Regions from separate parts of the Mus musculus genome. Here regions 2, 3, 4, 5, 6 and 7 are each linked to region 1. Evidence: chromatin loops called from intact Hi-C (ENCODE). Cell type or tissue: left cerebral cortex. All regions are shown on one strand. Region 1 holds the start of Tet2 (tet methylcytosine dioxygenase 2). Region 2 has its middle 56 kb from the start of Tet2. Region 3 holds the start of Ppa2 (pyrophosphatase (inorganic) 2). Region 4 holds the start of Gstcd (glutathione S-transferase, C-terminal domain containing). Region 5 overlaps Ppa2 (pyrophosphatase (inorganic) 2). Region 6 holds the start of Ube2d3 (ubiquitin-conjugating enzyme E2D 3). Region 7 has its middle 34 kb from the start of Gm6135.

What was found. Hi-C counts contacts between places; a loop is a spot of excess contacts. Peaks named below come from ENCODE experiments on the same cell type or tissue, not always from the same donor. Only the 100,000 strongest peaks of a DNase experiment are listed, where the experiment ranks them.
Region 2: a loop joins it to region 1, with 8 times the contacts of the local background. A loop is called at or near these places in 10 of 42 quality-filtered maps.
Region 3: it touches region 1 in a loop (5-fold over the local background); 15 of 42 quality-filtered maps call a loop at or near these places.
Region 4: a loop joins it to region 1, with 4 times the contacts of the local background. A loop is called at or near these places in 5 of 42 quality-filtered maps.
Region 5: it touches region 1 in a loop (11-fold over the local background); 15 of 42 quality-filtered maps call a loop at or near these places.
Region 6: a loop joins it to region 1, with 3 times the contacts of the local background. A loop is called at or near these places in 2 of 42 quality-filtered maps.
Region 7: a loop joins it to region 1, with 5 times the contacts of the local background. A loop is called at or near these places in 5 of 42 quality-filtered maps.

What each region holds. Positions count from the first base shown.
Region 1 is chr3:133,543,573-133,547,572 of GRCm38, reverse strand. It overlaps Tet2 (tet methylcytosine dioxygenase 2), which reads left to right and starts at 3,183. Exons shown (of 11, transcript NM_001040400.2): 1 at 3,183-3,373. In left cerebral cortex, a CTCF peak has its summit at 2,297; DNase peaks (open chromatin) are centred at 2,131, 2,506, 2,686, 3,226 and 1 more place; H3K4me3 peaks cover 1,759 bases; H3K27ac peaks cover 1,745 bases.
Region 2 is chr3:133,598,848-133,602,847 of GRCm38, reverse strand. No RefSeq gene overlaps it. Among named protein-coding and RNA genes, the nearest start is that of Tet2, 56 kb to the right of the region's middle. In left cerebral cortex, a CTCF peak has its summit at 1,865; a DNase peak (open chromatin) is centred at 1,795; H3K27ac peaks cover 224 bases.
Region 3 is chr3:133,308,203-133,312,202 of GRCm38, reverse strand. Ppa2 (pyrophosphatase (inorganic) 2) reads right to left here and starts at 2,093. Exons shown (of 12, transcript NM_146141.2): 1 at 1,922-2,093. The coding sequence starts at 2,063. In left cerebral cortex, a CTCF peak has its summit at 2,140 (motif pointing left); DNase peaks (open chromatin) are centred at 1,552 and 2,075; H3K4me3 peaks cover 1,477 bases; H3K27ac peaks cover 1,054 bases.
Region 4 is chr3:133,088,736-133,092,735 of GRCm38, reverse strand. Gstcd (glutathione S-transferase, C-terminal domain containing) reads left to right here and starts at 911. Exons shown (of 12, transcript NM_026231.3): 1 at 911-1,156. Ints12 (integrator complex subunit 12) reads right to left here and starts at 881. Exons shown (of 7, transcript NM_027927.4): 1 at 760-881. In left cerebral cortex, no CTCF peak of the experiment used is centred here; DNase peaks (open chromatin) are centred at 862, 1,331 and 2,029; H3K4me3 peaks cover 1,969 bases; H3K27ac peaks cover 1,463 bases.
Region 5 is chr3:133,336,979-133,340,978 of GRCm38, reverse strand. Ppa2 (pyrophosphatase (inorganic) 2) reads right to left here. Exons shown (of 12, transcript NM_146141.2): 6 at 1,630-1,716. Among named protein-coding and RNA genes, the nearest start is that of Ppa2, 29 kb to the right of the region's middle. In left cerebral cortex, no CTCF peak of the experiment used is centred here; DNase peaks (open chromatin) are centred at 1,345 and 1,956.
Region 6 is chr3:135,436,773-135,440,772 of GRCm38, reverse strand. It overlaps Ube2d3 (ubiquitin-conjugating enzyme E2D 3), which reads right to left and starts at 1,647. Exons shown (of 7, transcript NM_001356597.1): 1 at 975-1,647. The coding sequence starts at 998. It overlaps 4930539J05Rik (RIKEN cDNA 4930539J05 gene), which reads left to right and starts at 2,108. Exons shown (of 3, transcript NR_030689.1): 1 at 2,108-2,352. In left cerebral cortex, no CTCF peak of the experiment used is centred here; DNase peaks (open chromatin) are centred at 1,465, 1,571, 2,074, 2,501 and 2 more places; H3K4me3 peaks cover 3,550 bases; H3K27ac peaks cover 2,960 bases.
Region 7 is chr3:133,755,853-133,759,852 of GRCm38, reverse strand. No RefSeq gene overlaps it. Among named protein-coding and RNA genes, the nearest start is that of Gm6135, 34 kb to the left of the region's middle. In left cerebral cortex, no CTCF peak of the experiment used is centred here; DNase peaks (open chromatin) are centred at 1,232 and 1,664.

The DNA of each region.
Region 1 (4,000 bases):
ATGTGGGTCATAGTATCTGCTGCCCTTCGTTCTGGGCCAGGCTGTGGTAGGATGGGAATCCTATTACTTCCTACCCCTGGGTTAGTCCTGAGTGTGCTCTGACTCTCAATGCATCAGACATTAAATGCCGAATAGCCAGGGCAAGACTCCTGAACTATGATGAGAATTTCAGTTTCTAAATGGGGATTTTGTTTAAGACAGGGTCTCGTGTATCCCAGACTGGCCTAGAATCCAGTGTAGCCACGTGAGTATGACCATGGGCAGGTCATCCTTCCGTCCCAAGCTCCTGGATCACAGGCCTGTCACCATGGCTTGAGCTTCTCTGAGCAGAAAAGGCAGACAGAACACAGGACCAAACAACAGGCTTGCCTAGATAATCCTCGGAGGATTCCAAAGCTGGCTTCTAGGGGCACTGTAGACACTGGTGAGGCTTCAGAGGCTGCCCCTGCTAAACTTTAACTCTGACAATGACTCTGGTTTTGAGGAAGTCCTCAACAGGAATAGTATGGCTATTTTAGCTCTGGTCACTAGCTGGCAGTTTTGGATTTCCACAGGAACTCAACAGACTCTTGGCAGTGCTTGGTAAACAAATAGAAACGAGCCTGGAGAGATGGCTCCGAGGTTAAGAAAGAGCACTTGTTCTTGCAGAGGACCTAGTCTTAGTTCCCAGCACCCACACAGCAGCTCAAAATCATCTGTAACTGACTCCCACTCCTTGACCTCCTGGGCACCAGGCCAACACACAGTACACAGATATACACACCAGCAAAACACTCATACAAATAAACTAATTAATTAATAATCATAATTTTTTTAAAAGGCCAGACAAAGCAGGTGAACAAGGCAAGCTGATTTCTATTGAGTCTGTATTGGCTAGTTTTGTGTCAACTTAACACAGGCTGGAGTTATCACAGAGAAAGGAGTTTCAGTTGAGGAAATGCCTCCATGAGATCCAGCTGTAAGGCATTTTCTCAATTAGTGATCAAACAGGGAGGTCCCCTTGTGGGTGGTGCCATCTCTGGGCTGGTAGTCTTGGTTCTATAAGAGAGCAGGTTGAGCAAGCCAGGGGAAGCAAGCCAGTAAAGAACATCCCTCCATGGCCTCTGCATCAGCTCCTGCTTCCTGGCCTGCTTGAGTTTCAGTCCTGACTTCCTTTAGTGATGAACAGCAATGTGGAAGTGTGAGTTGAATAAACCCTTTCCTCCCCAACTTGCTTCTTGGTCATGATGTTTGTGCAGGAATAGAAACCCTGACTAAGACAGAGTCTAAGCCAACTGGTCTACATAGTTTCAGATGAACCAGTGCCACACAGTGAGACCCAGCCTCAAAAAGAAAAAAAAAATAATTTAAAAATAAGGTGCTGTAGAGCCCAGGTAAATATTTTGATTACTGATTTGTGAGATCACACCTTGGTAACTGTTTCTAAATGGAAGAAACATTGTTTCCTTAGAACTTACTTTAGGCAATCTTCTCTGCAACAATGTAACACAGAGTAACAATGTGCCACATAGAGGTCCTGGCCTTTCCTGTGTGAGTACATACATCTATGAGATTTTACAAAGAGGAAGTGTTTACATTTCATGAAATTAAGGGAAAATGTTATGGCTATTTGCTTCTTCTTCTTCCTTCCTTCCTTCCTTCCTTCCTTCCTTCCTTCCTTCCTTCTTCTTCCTCCTCCTCCTCCTTCTTTTCTCTCTCTCTCCTTTCTTTTCCTTCCTTTCTTCTTGAAACAATCTAACTACAATACCCAGCTAAATTCAAACTGTCAGACATCCTACTGCCTCAGACTTCTAAATGCTGTGATTGCAGGTCTGCTCTTTCTTTTCAAAATTTATGTGGTGTGTGTGTGTGTGTGTGTGTGTGTGTGTGTGAGAGAGAGAGAGAGAGAGAGAGAGAGAGAGAGAGAGTTAGAGAGAGAGTTAGTTGGTTCCAGGCCTCATTTCTAAAGAACACCCACCCACACACACACACAAAGAAAGGGTGCATTACAGACAATATAATAGTGTTAAAGTAGACTTAAGGTTGCTGTGAACGCAACCGATCCCACAGAAGAGGTTCCCAGATTACCTATTAAAACGTAACATTCAGTGACTGAAAACTTGAAGACAGGAGGAGGGTGGGTGGATGTGTGAGCACAAATTTCCTAAACTACTGTCTCATGATTCCTATGAATTTGCCTCGATCTCATCTTCAAAAGTTAATAATTACCAAAAGGAACATTTAAAATGTAAGTTTAAAAAACGGAAGTGCCAGCAGAAGAGCTGGTGCGCACAAGCCTTGAACTTCAGGGAAAACTGAGCGCTCTCTGCTTGTTCGGAATTCAGCTTCCCACAAGGCGGTTTCTTCATTACTTTACCGTACGGAGTGGAAATTTGTGCAAAATAGAGGAACTTACGGGGGCGCCTTGAACATTAGAAACTGCTGGCTTAATTCTTTCGAGTGACAAGCAGGGGCTCGGTGACACCGCTCCTCTGGGCTCTGCGAGACAGCACCCCCTGCGCGGCCCACGTGGCCAAAGTAAACAGAAGGTGGGCCTGGGCGGGGAGAGCCCCGGCGCCGCCGGATTGCTGCAGAGTGGAGACTTTAGCGCCCAGGCCCCTCTAGCTCTCCCGGCACGGCCTTTGGGGAAATGGGGAGCGGCTTGGCTGGGCGACAGGGAAGGGGGTGGCAGGGTGTGGGGGCGAGTGGGGAGACGACTGGTGAGGTGCTGGCAGCGGGAGCGCGGGGAGCCAGGGGCCCCTGGAGCGCGCAGGAGGGCGCAGAGTTTCCAAGTGCCTACGCGGCCCCCGCGGGAGACAGAGGCGCGGAGGCCGCCCACGCGTGGGTGTGCGGCCGGCGGCACCCGGGGCTCAGGAAAGGCCGGGGAGGAGCCGAGCAGAGGAGGTCCCCTAGCCCCCCGCGAGGGAGTGAGCGCGCAGCCGGGACTCGCCGCGCCCCCGCGAGGGAGCGAGCGCACGGCCCCGGGTCCCGCCGCGTCCCCGCGAGGGAGCGAACGCACGGCCCCGGGTCCCGCCGCGCCTCCGCGAGGGAGCGAGCACACGGCCCCGGGTCCCGCCGCGTCCCCGCGAGGGAGCGAGCGCACGGCCCCGGGTCCCGCCGCGCCTCCGCGAGGGAGCGAGCGCACGGCCCGCTCCCGCGCTCGCGCCCGCTCCGCTCGCATGCCAGTCACGTCCGCCCCCTCGGCGGCCGCCTGAGAGCCGGCCCCGCCGAGCCTAGAGAACAGACGTCAAACTGCCTTATGAATATTGATGCGGAGGCGAGGCTGCTTTCGTAGAGGAGCAGAAGGAAGCAAGATGGCTGCCCTGTAGGATTTGTTAGAAAGGAGACCCGGCTGCGACGGCGGTGGACTGCGAGGCTGAGGGACCAGAACCAGGTCAGAGCGCTGAGGTCCGCGCCTGTCTCTCTCTCTCTCTCTTTCTTTCCTCGCTCTTGACGGCTGCGGAATGGTCCCTTTCCAATCTCCCTCTCTTTCTCTCGGCCTTGCGGGGACTGTCATGTCACCCACAAATACTAAGAGGGAAGAGGGAAGCCTCACAAATTACAGGAGCTTCTTCAACATGGCTGACAAATATAGTTTTAATTCAGCACCCCCTTCTCCTGCGACCTGCACTTCTGTGGTCCCTTCTTCCTGCTAATGCGTGTCTCCCCTCTGTACCCAGAAAACTTACCTTTGTACCTCCCACCAGCCGCTCTTCTGGCCTTTTAGTCTCAGGAAAGTGAGTGTTTTCTTGGGGCTGCCTTCCTGAAAGAGTTCATCTTTGGGGACCACCACTTTCTCTTTTGATCCTCCTCTCCCCTGTTCTTAGTATAAGTCCAGGGAGCCCCTAGTTCATCCTCAGACACCCCGGAAAGAACACTGACCCGGTGTGTTTGACTCTTTTATCTCCAGTAGTGCTTGTTTGGGTCCTGTTCTGGGTTTGTGTCTCTGGCTTCCAACACGTTTGTCCCCTCGTGGACTACACTAGACAGATGTCACAGTGTGTAGATTCAGGATCCACTA
Region 2 (4,000 bases), 55 kb before region 1:
GGGAACATAACTAGCATGAGAACACAAGCTTCTACATCCCAATATGTATCCAATTGGGTGTTAGCAAGATTGGTTTTATATATGTATTACAACAAACCCTGTTGAACTAATGCGCAATGAAGAATGCTGACGAACACTGGAAAGGTTGAGGTGATGGGTAAGTTAGTAAAACGCTTACTGTGCTGTCATGAGAACCTGAGTCTGCATGTGCTCCTCAGAACCTAGTTTGTAAAAGGCAAAGCATGGTGCTGTGCAGTGCCGGGAGTCAGACACACAGATCTCTGGGGCTCACGGGCCAAGCAGCCCAACCTACCTATCAAGTTCCAGGTTACTGTGAGACCTCATCTCAACAAACAGACAGAATAGTGGATGATGCCCAAGGAATGACAGCTGAGGTTGGTCTCCGTTCTGTGCCGATACACACACACACATACACACACACACACACAGGGCATGCATGCATGTATACATGCACACACATGGACACACAAACAGCATAGGAAAAAATATCTCACGAAATGTTCAGTAATGAGAAAAGTTACACAGTAGTCTCAGTAATCTTTAGCCACTGTGGTCACAGAAGCTGTGCAAAGTTCCAAGTGACTCTGGACTTCGGCAAAGAGGTCCGACCGCTCTGTGTTCTAGAAAAGGGGGTGCTGAAGACTGTTAGGGAAAGAGACCAAGATGCCTAAATTGCTGTTTAAAAAAAACAAAGCATGCAGTTTGGGGGGCCCAATATAATGAATGACGACTAACTCCCACAAATATCTGCTATTCCACATAGCTGTGTGTCTACACAGAGAACCCTTGACACTGGTAAAATACTATGAAAATATAGCTGATGATGATGATGATGACGACGATGATGATGATTAAGCTGAGCAGTACAGGTTCCCTGTTCCTGCTCCTGTTTCCTGCCCAGAAACATCACAAGCAAACATTCAAGTCACTGCCCTGTTTCCTTCAATGATATCATCCTTGATCCTCGTTCCAAATCAGCACAGAGGTGATTGTAATAATCACACAAACAATACCACAGGACTCTGTGAAATGTACACTACTTCCTTGTGCATTATTAAATCTCCAATAGCCCCGTGAGAAAAGCAAACTAGCAGAGCAGAAATCCTAACATTAGAAAAGAAGGATACCAGCCAAGCTATGGTGGTGCATACTTTTGATCCTAGCACTCAGGAGGCAGAGGCAGGTTGACCCTCTAGTTCTCAGTTCTAGGCCAGCCTGGTCTACAGAGCAAGATCCAGGACAGCCAGGGCTACACAGGGATATTCCCCCTGACTCCCCTCAAAAGAATGACAATGAAAGAGAAGAGAAAATGAATGCTGCCTTGGGGTACCTACAGTGGGCAGCAGGTCTGGGGCCATAGCACCCAATACATGCCCAATCTAATCTGTAATCGGGTACCAGCAGAATTCCTAATAATTCCCAATGTCTTGTATGCAATGTTTTAAGGGTTAAATCCACAGACACCTCAATAAGGAGAGCTTTGCAGAGTGATGAGATTAGCTCTAAATATTCACATAAACGAAAATCTGAAGCTGGGGAAGGTTCAGAAAAATAAAAATGGCCCAGGAAAGCACAAAGAGGTGGTGAGGAAAGGCAGGGAGCTACAGGCACCGTCTTCTCCAGAAAGCCAGAGTAGCTAAGTACTAAGCTTTCATTAAAAGCAGGGTGTGTGAAGGAGTTCACTTTAGAACACCTCCCAACACCAGCTTTGAGAAGGGAAACCCCTCCCACCTCGTCCTCACTTCAACTCCCAAGATCCGCAGCCTCAGCCGTGAGTCACACAGCAATTGCCTGTGATCTGCATCTGCTGCAATCCCTTCAGCTTCAGCAGGGAAACTGCAGGCTCCTGCCTGCCTGTAATGAAGGAGAAAATCAGTGCAACAATGTGTCCGGATGCCTGTGAGCTGGCAGCCAGCAAAAACAGTGCCTTTGGCTGATTTCCCTTTCCAGGGCTATTTACTGTAAAGAAAATTGGCCTTTGCAGATTAAGAGAAATTCAAGGTTGTCATCCTTTCCTCAAATGCGATCTCTTTGTTTCCATTTGAATGTGTCCCTAGAAGTTTCCTGTGAGTACTTAAGCAAGCTTTGTGCTGGTTTTAATCACCTTCTCCTTCTGTTTCCAGGCTCTGAAACCCCGGCCCTCACACTTCAGAGTAGTACCCCAAGTTCCACCGTGTCTTGTTTTCTGAAAGGGGGCAGTGAGATAAATAAACACAGACTTCCGGCTGAAAGCAGCTGAGACTCCTGTTATAGGACTAGAGAGTTAGTTCCCAGGAAGGATTAGTCAACAGAACAAGCTGGAGATGGAGAAGAAAGCCGTAGAGGTGACTAATTTGAAAACTTAGCGCTTGAATACCCACCCAGATTTTTAAAACCTCTTTTATTAATCCTCAATAACATACAGATTTTGCTTCTCAGTGAATACCCTATTTCTACTGCAGCTTCCTGTCTTGTTTGTTAACTCACTGTGGTGACTGGTGTAGTAGTGCCCATAGCCTACACTGTATTCTAGCACTTAGAAGGCTAACGCAAGTTACAAGCCAATCTGGGATATACTGGAGTACCTTGCCATCTATGCACTCACTCACACAGAGGAGGAAAGGGAGAGAGAGAAAACAAAACCCCACCATGTCTGGCCTCTGTCCTGATCACCCTACTGAAAGCTGGAAACATAGGGGTATGTATGCACATGCAGTTCATACTTCTTGGTGTTTGTTTATTTTTCTGAAGTTCTAACTTAATGATACAGAAGACTCTCCCTTGAGAATTTCCCTCCTCGCCATGCTTTCCGAATTTTCTCTCTATCTCAGACCTTCGGTCTTTAGTCTTTCGACTTCCCTTCTCCCATCTTAAAAGTTGAAGCCAGTCTGATTTCAGATCTGGAGGCCTCACTAAAGCCTCACAGCCTAGAGTAATGAAGGTGGACGAGCTGGGATGCCTGGGCAGTGTGGATAAGGACAGGGAAACTGATGGGAGTGAGAGCGAAAACGTACCTGTGTTTTCAGAGGGCACTTAAGAACTGTGTTTTGGGGCTGGAGAGATGGCTCAGCAGTTAAGAGCACTGACTGCTCTTCCAGAGGTCCTGAGTTCAATTCCCATCAACCACATGGTGACTCACAACCATCTGTAATGGGATCCAGTGCCCTCTTCTGGTGTGTCTGAAGACAATGACAGTGTATTTACATAAACTAGATAAATAAATCTTTAAAAAATAAGCAACAACAACTATGTTTTCAGAACATAATGCTTCTACAAAAACAAAAAAAAGAATCAACTTTTAACCTTGCATAGGGCACTTGTCTGCAGTTCTACCACTCAAGAGGCAAAGACAAGAGGATGGTCATGGGTTCAAGACCATCCTGGACTGCACAGCAGGACCCTGTCTCAAAAAAAAAAAAAGGAAAATAAATAAATAAGTAAACAAATAAAGAAATTTGACATAATGATACACATACAATAGAGTCATGAGGACAGGGAGTTTAAAGTGATTCTCAGATATATCACAAGTTCAAGGCCAGCCCAGGCTACATGAGACTGTCTTAAAACAAAACCCACAAAAAAAAAAAAAAAGAAAAGAAAGAAAAGAAAAGAAAAGACTATTCTATTGATATATAGTGATAGAGCACTTGCCTAGAGTATAAAAGGCTCTGGAGTCAATATGTAGCCCTCTAAAAATAAGTAAGTAAGTAAAAATAAATGTTGTGCTGGTCAGTGGCTCACACCTTTAATCCCAGCACTCAGTGGGGGAGAAGCAGACAGATCTCTATGAGTATGAAGCCAACCTGGTCTGCAAATCGAGTTTCAGGACAGCCAAGGCTACACAAAGAAACTCTGTCTCTAAGGAAATAAATAAACAAACAAAAGAATAAGCCTGGTCTGCAAAGTGATTTTCAGAACACCTAAGGCTACAAGAGAAACCCTGTCTCTAAAAGCTCTCCTGGGATACGCGCCTAGCACTCACAAAGCTCTTGGTTCACGA
Region 3 (4,000 bases), 240 kb after region 1:
AGTTTGCTCCCCAGAACCCAGGTAACAAAACCAAGCAGGATGGTGCATGCTTATTGTCCCAGTCCTGGGGAGGCAGAGACCAACAGATCTCGGTGGCCCCTGGCCATCTAGCCTCACCTACCTCCAGATCAGTGACACGCTCTGCCTCAAAAAATACAATAAACAGCACCCAAGGATCAAGACGTCATACTGCTGGCATGCACCTGTGCACAAAGAACCTGTGTTTGCCTGCGCCAGTAGTCAGGGGTAAAGTGGGGCTCCATAAACCCCATGCAGCGTCTCAATTTACTGTTATTCCATTAATTCTGTCACCGTAGAAAGACTACTGTGTTTCTGATAGGAGACATTCATGACATATTACTGCACTTATTGAAAACCCAAGACACGTCCACCGTATTATACCCACAGGCTTTTCTGCTTGGGCTTTCTGCCATTATATAACAGCATCTCTTCTGGAAAACACTCCCAGTGGCTGTTACATTGTAACTTTGGGAATATAACCCATTCAGAAATGAGCACACATATTAAGGGCTTCCCTTCCTTCTGTTGTTTTATTTTTATGGTTGCTCTTGTTTGGAGACTGTTGTCTACCCAGGATCCGGTTGTGTACACACCCTCTTTTAAAAGACCTAAATCCATCTCGCCTCAACAAGAAACAAGACAGGGTCTCTTGTAGAGGAGCAAACAGAAACTAATTGTGAAGAAACTATTTATTATAAGATTTATTACAATGACAAGAGTTTGCCATTCGAAGTGCCCCATGTGTTCAATCCAGGAGACAGAGGGAGGTGTACTACTGTGAGTTCCAAGCTGCCCAGGGCTGCCCAGTGAGGCCCTGTCTCAAAATAATACAAAAAAAAAAAAAAAAAAAGAGTTTAAGCTAGGTTTGCTCCTTTATCACAAAATAATCTTCAACCTTCAGCTCCAGAAAAGTAACTGTAAAAATCAAAGTACAGTTATTAATGATTTCAAGTTATACTATAAGTCCGGTGACTTCTTTGAACATACATAGCCGCTTCTGCAGCCCTATCTTATAGGGGAAAAAAATTCTAATACTTAGCAAGTTAAGACACTCATCCAGCATGGGGGTCTCGGAACAAGATTTAGCTTCACCTCTTCAGGGCGGAACCTCCTAAGAGGTGTGCACAAGCCTTGACATTGCAACCGCTCCGCTACCTGGTATTAAGTAAAGGAGGCCTGAAAGCAACCCATCTACGTGGCTATTTTCACGCGATTGTTAACGAGACCTACAGAGTGAAAAGAAAAAGGAAAGTGGCCAGGAGCTTTTCTGTCTTTGGCGTCAGCCCAGGGCAGCCCAGACGGCCCTCTTTCTAGGTTTTGCTCAACGTACAGGGCAAGAAAAGGCACCACATTCTCGCCAGAACGCCGGCCAATCTCCTGCTTGTGGATGGCATTCAGGGTGCAAACTTTTAGGTTAAAAACTCAGTTGACTGTTGCTGTTTTTAAGTTAACCTTACCAAACAAAAGGTTTCGTGATGGCGTTGTGCACACAAGCCTATCCCAGCGCCTGGCTCACATTCTCCTCCCACTTCCTCCCTGCCTGTACGCCTGCGCTGACAGCAAGGTCGCGGTCGCAGGCAAACTCGCTTTCGGAGTGAAGACCCCGGTCCCCAAAGTTCTGCGGCCGTACGGAGGCGGATGGGCTTAGCAGCGCCCAGGAGGCGGCGCGGGCGAGCGGCGGGCCACGGCGCGGAGGTCAGCGGGAGGAGCTCAGCGCCGCGGGCCGGCTGCGGTCGCTGCAGAGGGCGGTTGGCCCCGCGCCACCCTGCGCACCGAGACCGGTCCCCTCCGCAGCGGGCTTGGGCGCGGGCTGCGGACCCGGCCGGGCAGAGCAAGGCAGGGCAGGGCACGGCGCCGCGGCCCCTCCGCCGGCCGGCGCGGAGCTGGGCGAACGACTTACTGAAGAACAGGCGGTAGTCCTGCGAGCGGGGATGGCCCAGCTCCTCCGTGCGGTACAGGGACATGACGCGGCGCGGAGGGCGGGCGGCGGCCCCCACGCGCCACCCTCGGCCGACGCTCAGCAGCGGCAGCAGCGCGCGCATGGCGGACGGTCTGCGAGAACCGCAGGGTCGGTGCTGGGCCCGGCGCGGCCGCTCGACGGCGCCCCCTGCCGCCCGGAGCCCGCACTGCCTCCCCGCGGTCGGCCTCAAGTGGCATCAAGTCCCACCCTCTTCTGCATTCCTGGGGCCACCTACCTCTCCACTTTGCTCCACAAGCCCTCAGAGGCCGAAGACCATCAAGACAAGGACCTTAGAAGCCCCAGGAATTCACCACCACGCACCCACTCACACACTGTCAGTGTCTGCGGTCAGACTTTGATTACATTAATGTAGCACTTGGTTGCATGCATACCTCCAGAAATTTCTAAAGGAACATCCAAGCCGGAAGGAGGGAGTGTACACACACGCGCGCGCGCGCGCACACACATACACACACACACACACACACACACACGACTATAATGTATAATGATCGAGCGTCCTTGTGAAGACATCTGACACAGATTTATCCTAAATCTGTAATTCCCTCAAACGCCACTTCCTCCATAAGGCCCTTTAATATTTAACCCAAGTACAGGTAACTTTTAACTTCTCTGCAATTGCATACTTCACAAGTATTTCTGTCTGGTCCGGTGGCCACAACTAGTTACAACAGCAGTCTTTGCAGTCTGGTCCAGTAACAACGGGAGCTGTGGTTCTAAGGAAGGAACCAACCATTGCCCTTTTCTGTAGACCAGTTGATTGGGAAGACCTCACTGGAATGGTCTTCCGGACCTCTACCAGTTTCTGCTCCAACTGTGAGCAAGGCTCACATCCTCACCTACTGGGTTCTTTCTGCATCTAAATTGTGACAGTTAAAACCCAAACTGGTTTTACCCAGGTTTCAGAAAGGATCTCTTAGAGGTGCCACTAGCCACTTAGACATTGCTTAGCCTAGTCTCTAAAAAATTTTGACATTAGTGGCTTTGTAACACGTCAACATGATTAGGCGGAGTTGCAAGCTAAGTTGTCCTATAAAAAATGGAAACATTTCCTTCCTGCGTTTATTTCATTGATTTATATGATTCTGCCTATGTTAAAAAAAGAAAGCTTAAAATTTCACCTAAACTTCAAATATTGGATATTTGAGAAAGAAATTCCTACTGAAACAAGGTTCTGGGCTGTCTAATAGTCTAGATTCTTAAAATTAGCATCAAATTCCGGGTATGTGATTTAGGAACATATTACTTTATGGCATTAAAAAGAAATGGCTTGATTTTGAACATATAAAATCTCATCTTTCATTTTCTATAATTTACTGAAATACCTGTGGATCAAAACCGAATATACAATACATGTTATGAGAACAAAGTTGGCTTACTGGTTAATTTTAAAATACAAATTTCTGAAGATATTTATTCAACAATAGTTGTCCATTTCAAATGTAGACATTTGGAACCTAACTCGCTGAATTTCCTCTGTGGACATCTGTCACTATCATGTAGCAAGTGTGGGGGTTTGAATAGGTAAGGCCCCCATAGACTTATGTGTTTGAATTACATAGGGAGTGGCACTATTAGGAGGTGTGGTCTTGTTGGAGGAAGTGTATCACTGTGGGGGCCTGGCTTTGAGGTCTCCTGTATCCAAGCTCCGCCCAGTGTGGAACACAGTCTCCTCCTGACTGCCTTCCAATCAAGATGTAGAACTCTCAGCTTGTCTAGTATGGCTGCCTGCATGCTGCCATATTTCCTTCCATAGTAATAATGGACTGAACCTCTAAAACTGCAAGCTACTCTCAATTAAATGCTTTCCTTTATAAGAGTCGCCTTGGTCATAATGTCTCTTCACAGTAATGATGAAATTAAGACAGTAAGTGTGTGTCTTAATTTTTAATTCTAGGACTTTACAAAACAGGGGTAAAGACAAATGTTCAAAAAGCTCTTGAGCACAGATCCAGAATTTACAAATAAAAGAGAAAACTGGCTGAGCTTGGAGGGTTG
Region 4 (4,000 bases), 450 kb after region 1:
TATTTATTGAATCAACTGGATTTTTGCCAAAATGGTCCTTTTCAAGGCTGCTGTGATGTCCCCAAACAAAATTGAGCACCCCTACCTAAATAGATGCTTTCTCTCAGATCTCTTTCACCCTGCCTACTAGTTTCAAACAAACTTCTAAGTTGATCACCTGCTAGTGCATGAGATAAAGGAAACTGCAGAGAGTGCAATACTCATTACAACACTCGAGACCATCCCATTCGTGTTTCTGCAAGATTCTGTAATCCTTTCCAATTAACTTCTTCTTTCCATTTAGTGCTTCGCCTTTGGGGAAGTCTGGAAACTCAGGATGTAAAAACCCCAATTCCAAAACAAACCCAAGCGCTAGAGAAGCTAAGGAGAGTCAAGAGACACTTCGAAATGCCAATTCTTTGATGGAATCAAAACACACTGGGGGCGGCCTCGAATAGGGGTAAGTCCTTCTCAAGGAGGCCAGAACAGAGATGTAAAACGGGAGCTGTACAGAGGTCTCCGGAACCCTCGGTCAAAGGTCTTGGACAATTCCACGGTCCCGGTCCCCCGGGCCACCGTCCTCGGCGCCCTCCTCACTCAGTCCTTCCAGACTAGGAGGAGCGCTCAGGCGGAGCCACGCAACCACCCCGCAAATTATGAGGTCTCCCCTCCAGCAGGGAGGAGACCGACAGCCCACGGAGCTCCGCTCCGGCCGCCCCTCGCGGGGTCTCGAGCCTCCCCCCGAGGCGCCAGGAAGCGGGGACCCTCGTCACCACTCACCGCTCCGCCCCGCCACTCGGTCGGTTCCCGGTAGCTCTCTTCGAATCCGTCCCCGCCCTCACCAGCTTTAAGAAGAGAGAAACAAAGGTTCCCGCAACAGGTCGGAAGGGGAACGTTTCCGAGTGAGACAGCAGGAAGTGACGTAGGGCACTCCTTCCGGTCCGCCGGATTATGAATGGCGTTGGGCGGGGGACGCGCAGACACGTTGTCTCTTCCTTCTTTTTGCCCCCTTTCCCCTGCTCAGGGCCTCGCTGGGAGGCGAGTGCTCCTCCTCAGGCCGCGGCTTCCAGAAGTAGCCTCGGAGTCCCGGCTCGAGCTGGGCGGGAAGGCGCGGTGGCCCGCGTCGTCGCCCGCATGCTCCCGCGCCCTCCCTGCCTGGCCGCGCCCCTGCGACCAGGTAAAGAGGGCGCTCGGGCCGCTCGTCCCCCCGCCGCCTCCTGAGATCCGCGCTCGCCCTCAGGGGTCGGCGGGGCTGGGCTTGGAGGCCAGGGTGGGACCGGTGACGGCTCGCAGCCCTTGAGAGTCTTGCCAGCCCCACATTCACCGCAGGCTTTTGCTGTGGGTGCAGATGGACGGGCTTCGCGCCGTTCCGCTGAGTGACGCGTGGGCCCCTCGGCTGCGAGCCATCCCTCTAGTCTTTTCCCTGCGTGGGTAGAGCAACAGGGCAGCTTTGCCTGGTAGGGGGTTGTGTGGTCGTTTTGAGTTAAGTGCAGGAAAAAAGACCTCTTGGAGCACGACTTAACTTTCCCCAAAGACATAGTTTTACGTCGCAGCCCTTCCTGATTGGACGCTGTACATGCGTACTATTTTACAGTTAGGATCTGCTGCATTTGGGGACATTTGCTATCCCCACCAAAGCAGCGTTGCCCTTCCATTATTAGCACGAACAGAAAGCTTGAGTTTGCACGAGAACTGCTTTGGCTTAAATTAAAAAAGAAAAAAAAAAAAAAAAGAATACCCTAATACATACCTCTCTAACTTTGACTGGGGAATTACACCACCCCATCTCCATCCCCCGCCATACTCACCACCAAATCCTTTGTCATAAATTCCTTAAGGTCAGAAAAAATAAACGAGTGTATCTCGTACCACATTATTGCTAAAGATGGTGGCATTTGTCAAGTTTCCCTCGTGCTGTCCCACAATTTAAAAAGCAAGAACTGGAAGTGACTTTAAACATGTAAATATGGTCTTGAAATGCCATGAGAATAAACTGTTACAATACAACTGATTTGCTGTCATATTTAGTAGATCAAACTTTAAGCTATATGAGTGTTAAACTGCACTTTGAGGAGCATACACTGCCATTGACGCTGCTGAAATTGTGACTCAATCATTTTAAAGAGGCCTAACTTCAAAAAGGAGATTGAGGTTTGAACGTTGTTCTATAGTACTAATGAAAAACACCTTTAAACTAGTAAGGGGCCATGAAGGGGTGGGCTCTCAAGGAAGGGAAAATGGGATGCAGTGAGGTCCGGGGCCGGGGGAGTGGAAAGAATACTATGTATTTCCCCATTTCAAACAAAACTAAAAGCTTTGTGGTTATGGACTTAAGGAGTTTTGTTTTAAACCTCTTATGTTTTCTAGCTTTTGTTTCAACAGCACATGGTTTTAAATAAGCACAAACAATAATCCATTTGGCCTTATTAATAGCAGTAATTTAGTAGCCATAAAAACATTTGGGACTTACCCTGGTGTCCATCAGTATTTTAGACTGTTGCCTGGTATGTGTTGTTTTTATCCTTGAATGCAAAGTGACTTACTGGTTTCTTCTATGAACATTTCTTGGGAGGCAGGAGTTAAAAGCTTTGTAATCATAAAATAAGTATTGCTTGCTGAGGTAACTCAGTATTTTTTTCAGGCTTGATGGTATTTTCAGCATTTACATTTTATGCTGTCCTTCCCTGTTAACTGCACGTATTATGACTTAATAACAACAGACAGTTCTTTGAATCTCCAGAGAGATTATATATTCTTCTATAACTAAGATTTCAGTAAGCATTTCCACTTCCAAACTTTTCTTACTTAATAAAAATTTCTTGCCCTGGGATCCAAATAGCTAATTTTAATCATGGGTTAACTGCCCCTGAATTATAATCCTACATTACATAGTATGAACTCTAAAAGCTGTATTTCTTTCTTGGACTTTTAACTAGAGGTAACTGACTATTATTTATTTATGAAGAAGCACTTTTAAAAATCTGTATGGTAATAAAGTGGGGTCTGTAACCAAATAATGCTGCTTTGTTTAATGTCTAAACCATGAGCTAAGTTGTACATTCAAAATATTGAAGATTGTCTGATGCAGAGAATTGAGCAGCTTTAAATTTAGATTTCAATATTTGAGAGAAATCAGTAAATGTTCATACTCGTTAACTATGTCAAACTTTTTATTTTATAAAATATAGTCTGCTAATATGTATATTGGCATAAGAATTCCCAACAGCATTTTATGACTCCTTGGGTTTAAAACCTCAGTATTAAATTTATCAGTGTTTGTGGTGCAGCACATTTAAGTTCAACATAGTCCACACATTTTGTTGGAAGAAGTTTTCAAATAAAAAGCGCGAGTTGGATTTTTCCCATTAAAGTTTATGCGTTTTAATAGTGTCCTTAGGTAAAGAATTTGTGCATTTTAAAGAATAGTAGGGGGTGAGGTCTAACTCAGTGACAGAGTACTTACCCAGCATGAGTGAGGCCTGGCATTTGAGCTGTAGCACTATTCAAAACAAAATAAAGAAGGTAGGTAGCATTTTTCCTCAGGGCTCCCTGTCAGTTACCATGGCACAGAGGATGGAAGGTGCTGCTGCTATTACTGCCCTCATTCCATACGGGAGAAAATGAGGGAAAGTTGGTTTTTTTTCCATTAATTTATTTATTTATTCACTTTACATCAGGATTGTGCCCCCACTCCTCAGAGTCTCATCCTTACAAATCCCTCCCCTCCCCACCCCTCCCCTTCTCAGAGAAGGGAGCCCCCTCTTAGGTACCAGCCTTCCTGGGACATCCAGTCCAGCAGTACTAAGCGCAGCAGTGTGGGTGCTAAGTGATGAGATTTTGGTTCTATTTCAAAGAAGGAGATAGCAGGTGTGAGAGATGAAGGAATTGGGTGAGACTTTAGGCTTGGAGGTAGGTGAATGGTGTTGCTATTTCATCAGCAATGGGGCCAGGAAAGAAAAATGAACACATTTAGAAAAATACCCAATTGAAATGTCGAGCCTGGAGCTCAGGCAAGATGTGC
Region 5 (4,000 bases), 210 kb after region 1:
GCTGTGAATTTAAAAATGAAAAAAGTGAATGTAACTTAGAATACAAGTGAAGAGGCCCAGGAGACATCAGAGTATGGCCACTGAATGCAAGGATATGAGCTGAAGTTGTCAATTTAAGAAAAACCTGGGGTCCTTGGGAGGTGGACAAGAATTGACAAGGACTCAGCCTCCTGCTCCCCAGGGCTGAGTGGACAGAAGGAAAGCTCGCAACAGAAACCACGGGGAGGGAGCCAGAATACAGAAAGTAAACCTTTGGGATGCAATATAAGTTCTGTGCACGACCGCCTGAGCCTCAAAGGAGGAAGAGGGTAGTGAGCACTGAAGGAGCCCCACAGCCTCTACAGTGCTGTCCCAGGGTCCCAGGGAGGGTGGTGTGCTTCCAATGATGGCGGGAGGGAAGAAGGACCAACTTCACGGCAGAGTGACAGCTCAGAGAGCAGTAGGAGATGGAGGGGAACCGAAAGCCCTTCTTACCTGGCTCTGTGTAGAGGTCAGGGATGATGCACGGTAAGAAGCCAAAGATGAAAGAGTTGTCGCTGATCCGAAAGAGAAAGAAGAGGAAACCGCCACTTACAGGCAGGTAGTGTGGAAATCTAGAACACAGGTATGGGGTTGGAGGAGCATGCAGCAGCTTACACAGGTCTGCGGGAACGGGGAGAGAGCTTGAACCCAAAGATGAGAGGCTCTCCTGGGAATGCCAACCATATAGGAGGAGCACAGGACAAGAAACAAGTGCAGGCGGCGGAAACAGGAGCTGGACAGACAGAAGAGCTGATCAGCTCTAAGTCCATAGGCCTGCGGACTTCATTTCTCTCCACAGGACTCGGCAGCCTGGAAGCAGGTATGGAAAGAAAGAGGAGGAGGGTTTTTGTTCTGGTGTGTGTGTGTGTGTGTGTGTGTGTGTGTGTGTGTGTGTGTGTGTATACACACGCACGCAGTACCCCCCTCCCCTCCCCAGCACGTGCACATTTGTCTACACGTGTGTGAGGTCAGAGGACACTCTCCAATATCATTCCTTAGCCCCCCCCCCCCCCTCCCCTTGCCTTCATTTGCGACAGGGTCTCAATTGCCTGGAACTTCACCAAGCAGGCCTGGCTATTTGGCCTGTGAGGTCCAGGTATCTGCTTGTCTTTGCCTTCCCAGGACTGGCAATTCTGAGGTGCGTCAGCATCAAGCATTCTTGCACGAAGCCACACCCCAGCTCCAACAGTTGCTTTTCATCAGTACTGAAGTCTCGGTCTAGACAACGGCAAAGAATCTGAAGCCAGGACTTGGCGAGCTTCCAATAAAGGGTCAGATGGCAAATGCATTACAGTGCCTGCTACAAGTCCTCAGCTCTGTTGCTGTGACATGGGTGCCCTAGACAAGGCACACACGGATGCAGCTGTGTCACGTATGTTATCAGAGCCTGGCAGCAGCTGCATTTCACCTGCTGTGGTTTCCCGAGCCCAGACTTAGGAAAGGGAAGTAGAGAGATACCGACCGAGAGAGTCTGAGTAGCAGCAGAGGAGAGAGCATGCTCAGGCTTTGAAGAATCGGGGAACTGGAGGCCAAAATGAGATTCTATGACAGGAATAAACCAAAGCACAGGTGAGGATTAGCAACGCCGCCGCCGTCGGGAGGACCAACCTTTGAGCCTATTTCACAGACGTCAATGGGATCATTATCCCCACAGCAGTCGGTGCTCTTATCTCTTAGGTGAGGATCTTCCCAGGTCTGAGGAACGAAACAAAGACAACAGTGAGACAGAAATGTAGGCTAAGATCCCCTGCAGCCCAGACCCATCTGTCCACACGGCCGTGAAGCTTTAGAGCTAGCCACGATGCAAAGGAAAAAATGATCCGAGGTTGCTCAGGCTCTGGGCTAACGTGCCAGCAACACCCCCTCCCCACCCACCCCAGCATCACAATAATTAAAACAGACTTACAGCACTCCCTCCCTCTGTCTCTAATTTGTCTGGGTAATCCCATCTGAAAGTGGGTGGCATTTCCAGAAGAGTCATCTTCTAGGCTTAGTCAGTGGCTAAATTTACATTCACAAATCTCAGAGTCTCAGTCTGCCTGTCCCCACTGCGCATGCCCTGTCTGCCTGTCTCCTGCCTGTCTTATCTGAGGCTCCTGTCACTCAATTGTCCATCTAACACGGTGGCAGCCTCTAGTCTAGCTTTTCTCATCTAAAACAAACTTCTTATTGGTTAAATGTCTTCTACTGTCAGAAACAGTGCTCCCTCCAAAAACAACAGACAAGGCATTATTCACTACAGAAAAGAAAACCCATCTGTCTCATGTCCCTCCCTTAGAAGTTTTCTACCTCTGTCACTAAATTTCAAGATCCTGACAAAATCATGCAAATAAGTCAATTCTTCCACGCTACTGGGAAGACGATGACCCGCTGGCTACAAAATACACATTATAGCTTTGGAGGTGAATAATGTAATGGGAATTTACTATCAGTTTAAACTCTCTCCTAGGCATTATCTCTTCCCAGAAGCTTCACATCTGCTTGTCTCTGAAGCAAACTGCAGACAGTGACTAAAATGATTTGCCTTAAGTTGACATTAGAAGGGATGAGAGGCTGTCATCCCGAGATTCAGCCACTGCTATTACCCCGGCATTTACATTATCTACGTAGACTTTCTCTATTTCATGTAACTAAAATGTGTACTTACTTACAGGCAACCCTAGAAAAACTCTGGTATTTTCCTTCTAGTCTAGATCTACTTACTTATCCATCTTTACTTAAAAACAACAACCATAACAACAAAAACAAAATAGTCAGGCCCAGCAATTTTTCCCCAAAACTATTACAACTAAAAAACTACAAGAATAACCAATACAACTGTTAACCTTACATACTGGCCACAGGTGACAGATTCTAACAACACACACACACACACACACACACACACACACACACACACTGTGAGGAATAAATTATTACTCAGTCCATTGTACAAATGCTGTTCTTTCCTAGTCTTGACACTGCTGCTTCTTTGCTACACCAACTATCAGGCATTCCCATCTACTTGCAAGACTGGAATAAGGCAGAGTCAGTAACCAAGAGAGTGCTGTTAATAAGCGATGGAAAACTTGTCTCAATGTGCAAGAAAACCAACATGGGACCAAACTGGGATTGACCACCTAGATCATAAAGCTAAAACTATCAAGAACTGCTCTCTGTCCTGCAGCAGGAATACCACTTGCATGAAGATGAACCAGAAGTCATGTCGCCCTAGAGGAAGATAGCTATGTGCCAGTCCTGCCTCGGCCACGAGGACTTTTACTAAACATCTAGTTCTTGGTTTCCTCAACTGCGTAAGGAAAGACACAAGCCAGATAAGGACGGTCGGGGTGCATCCCAGTCCTGCCCTGACAGCGTCGTTCACAATCTCATGCATGCCACCAGTGAACAGAGAGCTAACTTAGCCCACAGAGAGCAACATTAATTTTGACACACTCTCTCTGTATACTGTCCTTTTCTTGTGAGCTGAGCCTATATCAGCTGAGTCATCTCTACAGCCTGTGTCCCTTAGATTGAGACAAAACTGTCTTCTCATAACATGTATGCAATATGGCTTTGGAGAACCCCCCCCCCCATTTTTTTAAAAGATTTACTTTTGTTTTATGTGTACGGATGCTTGCTTGAATGTATATATGTGTACCACACATGTGCCTGGTGCCTGTGGAGGCCAGAAAAGGGAGTTGGATCCTGAAGAATTGGAGTCACAGATGACTGTATCATATGGCTACTGGGAAGTGAACCTGAGTCCACTGCAACAGTAACATTGCTCCCAACCACTGGGTCATCTCTGGCAGCCCATTGGTGAATTTCTCTGTTTATTAATTGGCTTACTGAACTCACTATTTCACTCTCAATATTATCTATCAATTTAGTTCCTAATATTGAGAAATTAGCAATATAATGAAATCTTCTTAAACCATGTATTACTGTTAATTTTAGGGCCATTTCTTCACGATGTTCTGAACCAGCGAAAACCAAC
Region 6 (4,000 bases), 1.9 Mb before region 1:
CAACAGAATAAAAAAACGTTTAACGCTAACAGAGAACATTATCTTAAATAGTTAGAAAAGGAGATGCCGGAAAGAACCCGAGCCAGTTAAAGCAGCCGCCATCTTAAAATGCGGGATAGAAGTTAGAGCAAGAAAATGAGACTAAACCACCGGAGAGGTGGATCCACTCGCAAAATATTTCTGAAAAAAATTCTAGTTCTTGCCAACTTAAATTGACAACTTATCAAACTATATCGATTTGCTCAAACAAGCCTCCTTAAAGATGGGTTTTAAGCAAAAACAGTCTCCCCATCCAGTTTCCCTGCACTGTCAACCCCCACTCCCCCCAGGATCTTTCAGAAGGCTTTTACAGGGTTCCCAGTGCCTCAGATAAATAGCTTCGGGTGAGAGCAGCGACCACACAACACAGGAAGTGGCAACAGTGTCGGTCCACCTCCTCCCAACCCTACTTACTCTTGTGTAACTGCCCAGATTTGGTTAAGCTTCTGAACAGACTTCGTCACCACATTTTAGCGAACTGAGGTATGTTTGTCATACCCAGACTCTCAGTCAAGTTTGGAACAAAACGTTTTTCATCTGTTACATTCCTTTCTTTTGAATGCCAATAAGCCTTAGCAGCTGTAATAAGTTTTGAAGAACCAAGACTAGGAAGCAGCACCATGACATTAGCCGAGGGCCTGTACACAATTCTACTTCCCAAACCTGACTCTTAGGCAAAAAACCGAGGAGCCTAATAGCCACGCTCCCTCACCCATACTTACAGATTCTAGTGAAAAAAGCTAACATTTCGCTTACCCAAACCATTCAGTTCCCTATCTTACAGCTCATTTCAAAGTGCACCTGCCTTTCCTTAACCCAAGAAAAGGTATTTTCAGAATTGTATCCACCACCAGACCCACGCTTTTTTTCCTCTGGGCCCCAAGCCTCCTTTCTTCCCACAACCCTGTCCGCACCATTTAGTCCAAACTGCTCACCTTATTAATCCGTTTCAGCGCCATAGTCTGTGCTTTTCGCCGGGCTCCTCACTATCCCGAGGTGTACTCAAAGGTCCGGCCAAAATTCTTGATTATCCCGGCGGCGGGGAAGGGTTGTCTCTTCTTCTCACACCGGCTCTGCCAGACACAGGCGCCTTTTTGCAAAAACGGAGCAGGTCAGCGACTCGCCAGGGCCTCGGAGAAACCCTGCTGACTCCAGAACCCTGAAAACCGCCGCGATCCCGGCAGGGCGGGGCGGGGTGGCGGAGCCACCAGCTACCGAGATCCGCGCTTCGCCCCAGAGAGGGCGAGAGGGTGACGGGAAGCGCCGAGAGGTGGTTACAAGTTTAACTTCCCGGCCTCTTGAAAGGAAGACGAGCCCCGGGTGGGAGAGGAAGAGGCGGAGGAGAAAGGGGTGGGTGCGGGGCAGGGTCCAGAGCCGGGCAGAGGAGGAGCCGGGGCCTAGTCGGCGCTAGGCCGGCGTCACTCGGGCAGAGAAAGGCAAGGGGGAGGGGAGCGGGCGGCTCCGGACCGACGCCGGGCTCCTTTCGGTTTCGGCTCCAAGGGACAGCGAGCCAGCACAAGGCAATGGGCCCCGGGTGCGCTCCCGTCCCCACGGCGAGGGCTGTTCTGGGTCGCCCCTGACACCACCGTACTCTCCGCCTCGCAGCGCGCTCCTGCGTGCGCGCGCCCGCCCGCTCGCTCGCCCGCCACCTCGCCACCACGCGCCCGGCGGCCGCGGAGCTCCGGCGCGAGGACGCGCCCATGCCCCCTCCCCCTGCGGCCGGGCCCCGGCTCCGCCGCCGGCCTCTCCCCACCCTACCCCACCCAGCCGCGAGGGCTGCCCGCTCGGGCCGCCCACAGCCCCCCGGGCACCGCGCCGGCCCCGGCCCGTCTCCCTCCCCTTTCCCGAGCTGTCCACACCCACGCGTACAGAGGGCCGGGGCCTCCCTCGAGCTGCGGCCTCGGCCTCCTCCCCGCGCGGCAGCTGGTGCCTCCCCGGCCCTACGGGGCTCACGCGCACGGCACAGCCACAAGATGTCCGCTCTGACGGAACTACTGCCAGCTGCCACGCTCCGCCCCTCCCCCCGCCTATTCACCGCCGCGTATCCGTCCGCCAACGCCGCCGTCGCGAGCGCGGGGCGAGCCGAGGGGTTCAGGGGGGAGCGGTTTGCTTCCCTCGCTCGGGCCGAGTGGACGTGCCGCCCGCTTGCCGTCTCCCTGTCGGAACAGCACCTTCTCGCTAAAGCGATCGGAGGTCGGGCCGGGAGGGCGGGGGACGGAGGCGGGTCATGGGCTGAGGGGGAGGGTAGGCGAGTGGCGGAAACCCTTAAATTCAGAGAAGCATCGAGAACCGGAAGGAGACCTTAGGAGGAAGGTAATGGAAGCGGCAGCTGCGCGGTCGAGGCCCCACGCCCCTCCCTGAGTGGCCCCCCGTTTCCTCACTTGGGATGGAGGTGGCGGATCTCGCGAGAACCTCGTGGCAGGCTCGCAGCAGCTCCGGGTCTGCAATGACTTAAGGGCAGTTTTGTGCTCTCTTCCTGGCTCGGGACCCGCCCCCAAATCCGCAAGTTATCGCGAGATGCGCCGGCAACCCCCCCCCTGGGCTCTTACTGGGCGGGTCTTGCGAGGGAAGCACCGCCCCTGAGTGCTTATGCTAGTGGGCGGGGGAGGAAATGGAATTCCCCCGACCGGCCGGCCGTCGCGCGCCGACACGGCCCTCCCCCGGGCGTCCAATCGGGGAGGTGCTGTGGGCGGGGCCGCGGGGTGACTAGATGCCTTAGTCAAGGTGGAGCCGGTTCACGGCTTCTGCCGGCCCAGGTGATGGAGATTTCTTCCCGTGCTCCTCAGAGAGGGCTGAGCAGCGCGAAGAAGCTCCCCTCAAATTAGGAACAGCAAATTAAAAGATCCAGGCTGAGTGCTGATCGCACCGCCAAGTGCGGACACATGCGCGTTGTTAACCCCGAGGGGCCAATCTGAGAGCAGCGGCCTGCAGGGTTCTGCGTTTGCATAGCCTTAACAATACAGCTTTATTGTGATCGGATTGGGTAGAGCCTTAGGTATGGAACCGCAAGAGGAATATCCTAGAATCGTCTTTTCCTTCTGCTGTTTCAGTTTTTGAGCCCCAAAGTGACAAAATACTAGGGAATCGGTCTGGATTAAATCCTGGGGGTGAGATCTGTTAAGTGTGCCACTGCCCTGTTTTAGTCTGCCCTGCATAAAATGTAGAGGGCCGTTTGTCATCGAGAGTACTCTTTGGGTAAAAAGTAAGACTTTAACTTTTGAAAGACATTCAAAAAGATCAATATGTTTAGGTTTTCTAGCATCCTTAAACGACCCTACTTAAAGTGGAGGTCCTTCAGGACTACGTGGAAATAATTTGAATTTTGAGAACCTGTTGCAGGCAATATTCCGCAAGTAAAATGATAAAAGTCAATGTATAGCCGAAGAGTGACGGTGTATACCATAGGTAATATCACTGGAGCAGTTAACGGAATGCAGCTGCCTCAGCTACTCGCCATAGGAACCACCTGGAGTCTTGTTTAAAATGCTGATTTTATTTAGTAGGCCCGAGATTATACTTACAACAAGCAGCCAAGTGATAGAGATTACTTCATCAGAACCATTTTCTGAGTTAGTAAACCCTCAGTACTTACCTCGTGCCCTACGGGACACCTCTGACTTTCTCCTCCCTGAACAGCCCATTGTTCTCTCCTGGCTAACCAGTAGACACAAAGCAAAGAGCTAAGCATGGGGGTGGGAGGAGAACCCCAGATCTGAGTTCTTGCTTACGGCTTTCTATTTATGATAGTGGTCTGGTTCCACATATTATAGTTTTGTTTCTTCACCACCAAGTTAGATGTAATAATGCCCGCCCTTTGTCACTGAGTTGCTGTGTTTTAAATGTCATAATGTGAAAGGACACTGTAGGCTGTTACTGGTTATATCAATGCTGTTTTAAGATAGCGTACAAATAATGGGTTTCCCTGTGACAGTGTCATGTATATGTCACACTTTGTTCTTGT
Region 7 (4,000 bases), 210 kb before region 1:
TTGTTCCAAGATTTGATCTCAGTTTCTGAGAAAGTGTACCCAGAAGCCCTTTGGATCACAGGGCAACCTGGATGTAATTAAACATTCCACCAAGTATTGTTTCACTGAGAATCAAAACTCAATCGCCCAAATTCCTAAGTATAAAATCCCAAACATCTTTTCTCTTTTGTTTCTCAGATGTCACCAGTTCCACTGAACATGAGACTCTCACCTCCCTCCAGCTTGAGCCTTCAGCTTCTCTCTGTGTTCTGTGAGCCAGCCTCAGAAAAGCCAGTTCTACTGCTCTCCCAGACAGTCCTGGCCTGTGATGTCACATGCTGCAAATCTGGAATGTTATTATATTACATTATGTTAAATATGACTTTAACATTCATTTACTAACTAGCAAACACAGTCCTTAAACTGACTCTCCAAGACAAAGTCACTCTAGGGTATGGACTTCCTGTCCAAATCTTTCATATAGAGATCCTGTCCATATAACACACAATTTGGTTAAAATGTACTAATGATCATGGACTCATGTGACTTACATATTAAGACTGAAAGCCATGGCTAGAGAAGGACTGCTCTATTTGTGCCCTGCCCATTTGGAACAGGTAGAGTCTATTATGCCCAAGAAACAGCTCCCAGATCCAGTGCATATCTTTAGTATATTTAGGGGTTTTGGTTTGCTTTTGATTTTGTACTCATAAGACTTTTTTTTCTCTAATTATTACTTTTACTTTTCACACCCAAAACTTGTTGCTGGTGTCTGACCTAGTGTGAGTTAAGAAAACTATGATATTTTTCTTATTTTTCTTACTGACATGAGGGAGGAAGAAGAAGAGGAGGAAGAGGAGGAGGAAGATAAGGAAGAGGAGAAGCAAAACAAACAAAACCAAAACCAAGTTCAATTGTGTTGCCAGTATACTCACTGGAGCATGATAAAACTCCCAATGGTCAGCCCCTTAAAGAAAACTGTGTCCTTCCCTACCCAGATCCCAGCCAGAAGCCATCAATGTGGAGAGCTCTGCTTTAGCATCGTTATCACATTTTTTTTAAAGAGTTCTCTTTGATGTCCCTCTTTCACAACTGTGGGTCTGCAGTCACCAATGTCACTGCAAAAGTAGCTTCCTAGTTTTTCAGTCTTGATTCTGGCACTTCATCAGCAACTACAGCCTAAAGTTATTTTTCAAGAGAACTATGTGGGTGGCACGGCTGACTAACAGTGAAAGTCCTCTTAGTCCCTTCTCTGGAGTATTCACCCTCTGACTGCTATGGGTGTGTTTTTCCTCCGACAACACAGACCTCCCCTTGGATGACAGCTGAGGAGCGATCTGACTTCACTTCTCACACCAATTGACTCACTAATGACTGTGACTGCAGCTGATGATGGCCCGGAGGTCAGGCTGACCTGTGCTTTGGTCTGTAAATCTCTTATGATAATGCTATCTTCCAGAACTACATGCAGGGTGGCAGAAAGGTGTCTGGAAGAACATCAGATGCAGTCTGAGTTCTCCAGGAGGCTGGTTGTTTTCTAACACCCGCTCTGAACTATGGGAGTGGGAACACTGTATATTTTAAATGCGTCTGTTGTACAACTGCTGAGTTCAGAGTACTCTTCGCAAGGGCTGGGTAATCACGCAGATGGTGTGCTTCGCGACCAAAACCACTCGCTGTAGATGCCACATTCTGAGAGAACATGTAAACACTTGGCATAGTTGGGGGAGTTTCAGAGGTGTTAGATTCATTTAGAAAGTTACAGCTTTCTCGGTGACAGCTTCTCATTCGAGGCTAGCAGGATTAATTCTTGCTTCCTTATTTTTATTCTTGACATTCCAGAAATTGCCACACAACTTCCTGATCTAACTTGAGTTGAGAGTTGTGTTTTTCCTGTTCTCCCCTAGCTTAAGAGGGGTGGGGGCGGGGGCTGCTATACCAACAAGGAGTGCAGAAGCAGAAGGACTGAGTGACCAGGGGTAGCTTGCATTACCTCATGTGTGCAGCGGAGTTGCCAGGTCTGTGTTTGTGTGCCTTCCCCACAGTTTTGTTAATGCCAGCAGCGGCTCTCAGCATTTATAGTCTCATCCCAAACTTACTATAGAAGTAATAAGAACTAAACATATTTCCTTTAAATTTTCACTTATTTGTTAAATAGATTAATTAAGGACTTGCTCAGTATAAAATATAATCATTCTCTAGGTCATTATGCAGAATTTAAGCCTCCTAGCAGGAGCTAAGTAATAAAGGTGTGAAAGGGGTCTGGCCAAAAATGTCTAGAAGAGACAATTACAAAGACAAGACATGGCAAGGTGTCTGGAATAACTGATGGACGGCCCAGAAAAGATGTGGCCAGAGAGGAGCCAGTTGAACAGAGCAACATGGAGCTTGATAGCGAGGAGAGATTAAAATGACACAGTCACCCTCCTGCATAAGCCCACATTCTAGACAGTATAATGCACCATCACATAGGAAAATAACCAAAAAGAGACCGAAGCAGTACTGTCATGGGAATATAGAGGACTGTGGGAACAGTTTTATGAGTATGTAACTGCAGGTTTTATGGAAAAAACAGCATTTACATTGGGTTTTTACAGAATGCCTAAAAGTGTAGCAACCTAGGGGAAATGGGAACGAAAGAGATAAGCCAAAGATCCCCCATCTTCATTCCTTCTAAGTTTATAACATACAGAACAACCACTGGCCCACATAGATCTGAATGAATGAATGAATGAATGAATGAATGAATGAATGAAGAGGTCATTTGGTTAGCACCATAGAATTAAGCGTCTAGAGTATGCCTTACACCTGAAGCACAATTCTCCAGATTATATTGTGAGGAAAAAGCACAGTTAGGGTTTGTAATCAAACGGAAACAGGGACATTAGAAGGCAAAATCTCAGGGAGTGACCCTACAAAGTCAAAACAGACAGAGTGGAAACAGTGGAGGACATCGGAGCCTGACACTGAGGAAAGTTCGTGCGGGCTTCATCACGGCCCTCTGGCTCACTTCTGTAATGATTCTCCCCACTTTTCTATGGAAAATCTAGGAAGAACGTGAAATAAGAGCATCAAAGAGCTGACACAACAATATCAGCCCTACTTGTGCCTTCTTTAATGTATTTGTTTTAATATGTAAAACAAAGCAAAACAAAACAAAACAAAAAAACTGGGCTTTGTTCTCCCCCGCACCCCCTTGGTGTATATATAGAAAAAAATACTAAGAAAAATAATGTCGTTAGAACTAATTCTCACCTGATTTGGTATAATTTTCTAAAATATCAAGAAGTCAAGGAAACTTCCAGAAGCAAATAATGTGTGATGGTTGTTTTCTGTTAGCGCACTAGCAGCTGCCTAAAGAGTAAAGCCACTAGTTAAATCTTTTAACATGGGTGTTGGAGGCGGACAACACAGTGCCTGGGTCCCTGCTACGCTCACTCTTCACCATGGCTGTCTCTTCTTCGTGCTCGTAGTGTGCAAAAGCATGACGCGTATGTGACTCTCCATTTGGCCAGAGAAATAAACTGTTTCCAGAGTTTACTGCACTCTGTGGGCGTACCCTACTCTTCACTGATTGAAGAGAACCTGCATTCCCCATCCTTTAGGAGACACTCTCACTTCACCTTCTCCACAAACCTTTTCCTCAGTCCCTAAGTGCTTCACAAGTCTCTGTGCCCGATTGTGTATCCTTGGGGGATGCCTCATAGACATGAACAAGAAGTACTACACAGGCCACGTGCAGCCACAGTTTTGGCTTTTCTCGTGCTCTGTAGCAGGCAGCCCATGGACCAGATACACCAAATCCACTTCCCATCATTTCGATTGCATTGGCACATAGATGTGATGATTTGTTTACATGCTGTTTCTGGATACTTTCTGTCTAGCTCAGGCAGAGACCATGGCGCATGCAAAGCCTAAACTATGTTACCACCTGATCCTCTGTGGAGAAAACTGTCACCTCTGGATCCATGTGTGTTTCAGTTTCCTGATGATGATGCCCTTGCATTTGTTTCACATGGAC